3 separate regions of the Homo sapiens genome follow, and all the other regions are linked to region 2. Evidence: chromatin loops called from intact Hi-C (ENCODE). Cell type or tissue: Caco-2. All regions are shown on one strand. Region 1 overlaps ADGRB3 (adhesion G protein-coupled receptor B3). Region 2 overlaps ADGRB3 (adhesion G protein-coupled receptor B3). Region 3 overlaps ADGRB3 (adhesion G protein-coupled receptor B3).

What was found. Hi-C counts contacts between places; a loop is a spot of excess contacts. Peaks named below come from ENCODE experiments on the same cell type or tissue, not always from the same donor. Only the 100,000 strongest peaks of a DNase experiment are listed, where the experiment ranks them.
Region 1: a loop joins it to region 2, with 8 times the contacts of the local background. A loop is called at or near these places in 1 of 110 quality-filtered maps.
Region 3: it touches region 2 in a loop (8-fold over the local background); 1 of 110 quality-filtered maps calls a loop at or near these places.

The regions. Positions count from the first base shown.
Region 1 is chr6:69,062,984-69,065,483 of GRCh38, reverse strand. It overlaps ADGRB3 (adhesion G protein-coupled receptor B3), which reads right to left. Exons shown (of 32, transcript NM_001704.3): 16 at 2,448-2,500. Among named protein-coding and RNA genes, the nearest start is that of ADGRB3, 430 kb to the right of the region's middle. In Caco-2, no CTCF peak of the experiment used is centred here; no DNase peak of the experiment used is centred here.
Region 2 is chr6:68,994,559-68,997,058 of GRCh38, reverse strand. The region is part of intron 11 of ADGRB3 (adhesion G protein-coupled receptor B3); the gene reads right to left. Among named protein-coding and RNA genes, the nearest start is that of ADGRB3, 360 kb to the right of the region's middle. In Caco-2, no CTCF peak of the experiment used is centred here; a DNase peak (open chromatin) is centred at 1,348.
Region 3 is chr6:69,104,535-69,107,034 of GRCh38, reverse strand. All of the region lies in intron 17 of ADGRB3 (adhesion G protein-coupled receptor B3), which reads right to left. Among named protein-coding and RNA genes, the nearest start is that of ADGRB3, 470 kb to the right of the region's middle. In Caco-2, no CTCF peak of the experiment used is centred here; no DNase peak of the experiment used is centred here.

The DNA of each region.
Region 1 (2,500 bases), 68 kb before region 2:
AAATACAATAAGCTTTAGAAATTCAAAACACTAAAGTAGAAGGGCTGTATATATTGTACAGACAACAGTGAGATGGATATTTTAAATAAAAGAGTCCAGAGCAGCCCAGAGAGGCTCAGTTGTGTGGTCAGTAACTGGAGGAGCCTCTGAGAAGAGGCACGATGTGCACGGCGGGCAGATTCCAAACAAGAGCGCCTAGAGACTTTTTCTTCTCTAGCATAAAATTGTTCCTCTTTCTATTCTCCTCTCCCCATCCACTTTTTTGTAACAGATTTCTACATGTATACATACATTTTAAACATGGGCTTTCTAGAGTGGAGATATATTCTCGTGGGAACCTGGTCAATTCACTTACTCAAAATACTGAAAGACACAATTAATTCTAAGTGACTTCTGATAATTATCTCATCATTCTTACATGCTGACTTTCATTGTCATTCCAGTACTAGCTGGTGCTTAATAAAATTTGTTGACTATGTTCTTTGTTTTCCATATGTAGAAAATATTTTTAGTACATGGTTTATATCTTCTGTAAATCAGCTGACAAAACACATTTCCAGAACATAAAAGACAGACTCAAAGCTTAAATACGTTCATTTCAAATAGTTTTATTATACTCAAATAGTGAGACTATTTCAACACTATTTTTGAGACTACTCTTTTTTAATTTATTAAAAAAGCTTCCTTTAACATGTCCTTTAAGTTCTAAATAATGATTTCATCTTTATCAAAGTCTCGTGATTCATTTGCACAACTGTTCTCTGCATAAGAAACAGAGTACACATTCTGATACTGGGTGCTTCTTCAGTAATTCTATAATCTGATACAGAGAATTAATCTCTTACTACATTCTCCCAATACTTGTAACTGTAGAAAAACAATAAAAACATATATTTTTGTAAAAAATTTTGAATACACAAATTCTTTATTCAAAAGCAAATGTTCAGAAGTTAAAAATGTCTCCCAGTTCTCAGTGCAGTGAAGAGATGAGGGCTATACTAAGGTATGAGGAGGTAGATATTGTAGAACTAAAACACGTTCTTAAGGTTAGATAGAACTAGTATGGTCACATTTTGACAAAAGCAGGAAAACACCTAATAGTTTAAATATTAACTAATAGTTTAAATAGTTTAAATAGTTAAACTATTTAGAATAGTTTAAAGTTAAATAGTTTAAATAGTTAAACTATTTAGAATAGTTTAAAGTTAAATAGTTTAAATATCAAATGATCTTTGAAAGTTATTGCAGAGAGATTTGAAATTTTTATTAAATAATCCAGGAAGCCTGGCTCATCTTAGAAAAAGTGATTCACAGAAAAGGTGATTATCATTTTTCTATAAAACTAAGGCTGATTTTTTTCAGGAAATCAGAAACTACACAATAGTAGAAAATACACAAATTTTACAGCCAAAAGAATGTGAGTTTAAATTATGCTATGTCATTCACTAACTATATGGGCTTGGGATAATGACTTAATCACTTTTTCCTTTATTTTTTTTTCAATGTAAAGAAAGGTCAACTTCATAAAAACTTTGCAAGGATAAAAATATGTACAAGTAAATCATGAAACTGACTTATTTTAATACAGGAACTATGAAAGTACAATAAGGAAGACTTTCATAGGGATCACTTTCCTTGCTCCTCCACTTCAATGATTTAAGTATTTGAAGTGAATATTTAAATAATAAGTAGACATTGAAAATTTGTACAGAGGACTGAACAAAATCTGAAGCATTTCAGCTGCAGTTGGATAGATTTAAGAATGGGTTCTTTTCATTCTGAGATGAAAGATTTTGATTTAGACAATGCGATCACCTAGGTAGTTATAATAAGCCTTCCCTGATCCTTGACTTAGTATTTCTACACGCTACCCACTCCACCCAGCACCCCCTTCCTCTGAATTAATCATTCCCCTCTGCACTGTTTATAACTTTTACTGTGGCATGCAACTTAAATTTTTTCTTTCCTACCACATAGTGAGATCAAGTTTTATTTAAAGATAAAACTCACCAATTTTAAGTATATAGTTTAATGCTTTGGATAATTGTATACTACCATGTAAGCACCACTACAGTTAACAGGCTTTTACTCACCTCATCTTCTCCAGTGCCTAGCACAAAGCTTGGTAAAGATGTGTGCACTGATAAATGATTTATTAACTATTATTTGGATAAATTGAAGAGAATTTTATCATGAAAAAAGCATAGAATAACCATTCTTTGTTTCTTTATAATACATATACTCATTTGGATAAATTGAAGAGAATTTTATCATGAAAAAAGCATAGAATAATCATTCTGTTTCTTTATAATACACATACTCATAACAAGTTAATATATTTGCAACTATAAAAGTCTAGAAAATGTATTCTGGTGTTATCAGTTGAAAGAATGACTGTTAGAAAGGTAATTCCATAAGCAAGTCAGTGCCCAGTGGATGGTACTTACATTAGCCAAATGAGCTAGTTCTATCTCCAGAAACGAATCGGTTGTTTTGGGTT
Region 2 (2,500 bases):
TTTAATAAAATACCTTGCACATAACTACATTTAAAAGAATATATTCCCTTTAATTTTACTTAATTTCTCTTTTATCTTTTCTCATCATTTTCTACTGGAAAAAGGATGAAAAAAGTTCATGGATACCTCTGTGATTATTACCACTACTTTTGTTGTTAATACATTCAACAAACATTTGTTGAACATCTTCTATAGACAGGATTCTATGTGAAATCTTATTTGCAGGAGGTGGGCTGGCACTTGGCTAGGGTCCAAAGATGGATCAGAAACATGTCTTTTTTTCCGAAGATTTGCTAATTAGTGCTGATACTACAAGATATGATGAGATGCAGAAGAGGAAATGCTCTTGGAGTTCACAGGCCCATAAGACCTGAGAACTTCAACAGCAGATTGAGATAGACGAAGCCGGTCTGAAAACACAGAGGAAGCAAAGACCCAGAGCCAAGAACATACAGTGCTTTCAGGAATCAGGAAGTGGTTCATTTACCTCAAGTGGCTGGTCTGTGAGGAGAAAGAGTAATCCACACATGAGGCTGGAAAGGTAGGTAACCTACATATGTGGAGTGTACTAGGAGGCAGTATAATGACTTCAAGTTGTCATTCGGGAAGACTTGAAGCTCTACCAAAGGTTTTTGAGTAGACAGTGACATAATCAGAGCTGTTCTATGATAAATTATAGTACCACAGTATATAACATTGCTAGGGATGTAGGTAAACAGGCGAGGGAGGATCAAAAGGAAGAGGCCACAGAAATCATGTAGGCTGAGGTAATTAGAGGCTGACCTGGATGACAGTAGTGGAAAGAGAGAGGAAAGAATGGATGAAAGAGGCATTAAGTAGGCAGACCCAAGAGAAAAGAGAAAAGGAAAAAGTCAAGATGGCATTTCAATTCTAGCTAGGGACTACTAATTCTATTTTTAAAAAGTGGAGAAATGCAAGAAAACTTGGAATTAAGATTAGTTTATGCCACATTAATCCTGAGTTGCTAGCCAATTAGAAATGCCCAGAGCCCTTGGACATGGCAAAAACTAAAGTAACGTGAAGTTCAAAGAATATTGATGAAGATTATAAACCAGAGTTTATAATCAAGTAAAGAAGACAGTAAATATTTGCAAATTCTTTGTATAAAATTGTGGGAAGTAGAATACAAGAGATAAAAATTCTTTGAAATTTCAGATAAGAGAAAAATCATTTTCAGATAAAGGTGGGGGTTGGTCATCTGGAGTTCAGAAAGACTTACCAGAGTTGAGCTAGAATTATGACAGGCAGAGATGGGAGAGGAAGGAATTTCAGATAAGGAGGGCATTCCAGATGCCCCAAAAGACAACAGTAAAGTTAATGACATAGGAAAATGCAGCTGCCATTTGTGAGGCAATGACGAGGACACCAACGTGCTTAGGACTTTGTGTATACTTCCTTTGATGAAGTAGGATGGAAAGAGAGAAACCTATTTCTGACTAGACTAAAATGAAACAAGATAATTAGCCAAATTGCTCTATTTAAGTCAAACCAGCTAATGTCAATGACTAAGCAACTGGTTAATGGAATTTTTCATTGAATTTATGCACACAAATAAGTAGCTCAGTCAAAATATGTTCTAAATATAAACTGGTCACATTAATTTCTTGAACTTGCACACATAAGAATTTTGAAGCCCTACACTTTTGAGAGTTAGAGATTATTTCATGGAGTACTTTACCTAATGTTTCAACTGTGAACAGAGTTTATGAGAATTTTTTTGAAATCACAACTTATATTTTGTGTCAAAGACTTTAAATGCTATTTTTAATGTAAATATTAATAGAAGCATTTCAGAACTGCAGGGAAAAGTACTTGGTTACTTTATTAACATTTAAAACTTAGGAAAAAAAGTGTTTCATCTTTGTAAGAGAAAAGCATCTTTGAAATGTTCAAAAGATAATAATCTTCCATCCACTCCAGGCAATGTACTTTTACAATTATAATTTTAAATACGGACAGTGGTGATTTAATATAGAATTCAGCACCAATAATTCTCGTAGCAGTTTCTTTCAGCAGTATATGCATATGATTTTAGCAATATATGTACCTCTATACAAATTAGGGTGTCAGTATTATTTATGAAAGACTCCATGATTCTAAAAAGTCTTGTTTTCCTCTTTCCTTCAATAGCTAATTAAAACAAAACAAAACAAAACAAAACAAAACAAAACAAATCCTGTATTTTCCAAGGGAAATACCAATAAACTTACAAATTTAGAGTAGGCTGAAGGAACACAAAACCTAATCTGGGAGTTTTGCCAAATCTTTATTTTAATGAACTTTATGCAGAGATGCAGTAAGAACATTATGCTGAAAATGCAGAAATGAACTCAGCAGTCTTTGTAGAAGTACCTTTGAATCTACAGCATAAAAAGAGTTAATCTGAAACGCAAACTGTAGTTGCATTAAATATGCTTTGTTTGCCATTCAATAAGCTTTGTTTTAATGGCAAAGGCAATACTGACATTGGGTGAGTACT
Region 3 (2,500 bases), 110 kb before region 2:
CCTCAATCTAGTAATGCAAGTTTTGAGAGACTGGAGGATTTGGCTACATTTATATTCAAGTGAACTAACGGCACTGGTCCAAAATTTCTTCCATTTTTCTTTTTCTACTAGGCAGGTTTTCATGCTGCATATGCACAGAGTCAGGAATTACACCGTGATGCTGCCCTAGTAGAAGACTCTAAGCACGTTTACATCCTGCTGTGATTTGCCTTCAGTTATTTAGACATTCCCTTTGTCTTTTACATGGCCAATAGCACATTGGTCATTTCTACATTACCAAATACTGCAAGTGTAAACAAATAATTCATGATGAATGTTTCCCCAGCAGCTCAGTCCTTTACACAAGTCCCTTGGGGAAAGTGCCTTTTCAGGCTTTACTATAAAGCATACGATTAAAGCCTCTGGCAAACTGCTGGATTCATTGAATTCTCCTGGTGAACAAATGGATCTGACCAGTGATGGTAATTGAAATAAGTTGGTTGAGGAGCAAAAGCTTTTACTTACTTAGATACTTTTCAAAAGGTGATTTACTTTCTTATGGAAGGGAGGAGGGTACACGAATGCATTTTCTTACATTTTTAGTACTAATACGGACAGAAAAAATAAGGCCTAATGAAAATAGAGGTGCAGAAATATAACTTCAACCTAGACCTGTCATACACCACCGTTTAATTAAACAGCTTGTACTCCTTTACAAGCATATGCCTGGAAATGCATGGTTGGAATGGACAGGCATGCCTTAGCCAAATACTAGTAATAAATGTAACATAAAAATATAACATAAAAATAACATAAAATAACATAACAAATTTATTTTCTTCAAAGTTTCTTTTCTTTTTTCTTTTCTTTTCTTTTTTTTTTTTTTTTTTTAACGCAGTCTCACAGAAAAAGCCTGTTGCCCAGGCTGGAGTGCAGTGGCACGATCTCAGCTCATTGCAGCCTCTGCCTCCCGGGTTTAAGCAATTCTTCTATTCTTCTGTCTTAGACTCCCATGCCTCAGCCTCCCGAGTAGCTCAGATTACAGGCACGAGCCACCATGTCCTGGCTAATTTTTGGATTTTTACTAGAGATAAGCTTTCACCATGTTGGCGAGGCTGGTCTCAAACTCCTGACCTCAGGTGACCCACCCGCCTTGGCCTCCCAAAATGCTGGGATTACAGGTATGAGCCACCGCATGTTATTCTAATATTTGTTTTCCCCCATTCAACAAGGTAACTGGATCTCCCTGGTGCTAGGCTGTGTTCACATCTGGGTTCTGACACTTTCTAGCTTTGTAGCCTTGGGCATGCTACTCCATCTGCCCTGCCCTCAATTTCCTCATTCATAAAAGAGAGATAAAACTAGTAACTGCATTATATGATTTTTGGGATATTAAATGTTTTTTCTTTTATAAAAGCCTGAAGCAATAGTATTGAGAAGCAATACTAGCCCTGGCAGAAACGGGGCTGGGAGTTTGGGGAGAGGTAAGAGAAAGAGATAAATTATGAGCTTGGACTAGACAGCTGGCAAGACTTTTCAAAAGGAAGGAGGCAGAGGGCGATGTAGGCCTGAGGAACTCACACTGACAGTAGGAGAGGGCAGGAAATAGGGAAATAGCTGCATGGTACACGAATGTGTCTGAATCAAGTTCTGAGAAAAATTTCCATGCCCAGGAGGAGGGCAAAATAGCAGCAGAAGCACTGCTACTCATCCATGGCAGCCAAAGTGAAGTCAGTACCAGTGGAAGTCCTCAAGTGTCTTCATTAGATCCCTGGAAATTTTAGAGGCTGAAATGGGCAGGAGGGAAAGGTGGGAGAAAGGGAAGGGTGGTACAATAATGGTAGATGGAATTTCCAGGGAACTCACTAGGATAAGCGTCCAGAATCAGATGAAATTTGATTTTAAGAAAAATGAATGATGAAACATTTCTTGCAATTGAGAGTTTGTGGAGCACAAGTTGTATCTACCAAACATCCATTCTATATTGCCTACTACCATTAGTATTGAGTAACCTTCCACTTCACTTACTTGAGGATCAATTATTAAGTCATTTGCTATAAACTACAATGTTAAAACACTTTTCAAATATTATCAAAAGCATAAAACTTGTATGTTGATTATGATATCCGGTGTCTCCCAATCACAAGAAAAATATCTTTTGGATGAAAATGAACAGATGATAATGAAACAGTAAAACATAATACACATATGTTTTTGAAACTTCCTTGGAGCAGACTACAAATTAATTGTTTAAATATAAATTTTTAAATAAACTTCCAGAAATGTATTACCATGAAATATGATAATAAATATTGAATTATTGAGCAAATAGGAAAATTTTTACTGAAACACATATTGTGTTTTCAGTGTTACTCTTTGTTTTCTTACCACAAAAGTAGTTGGTTAGAAGTGACAGCTTCCCATACTATATTATAGAAAAGAGCAACATATTCTTTACATGATTTCATTTGCCTATACATTTTTATTAAAATGTTGAAAAAATCTAATAAAACAAAAATTC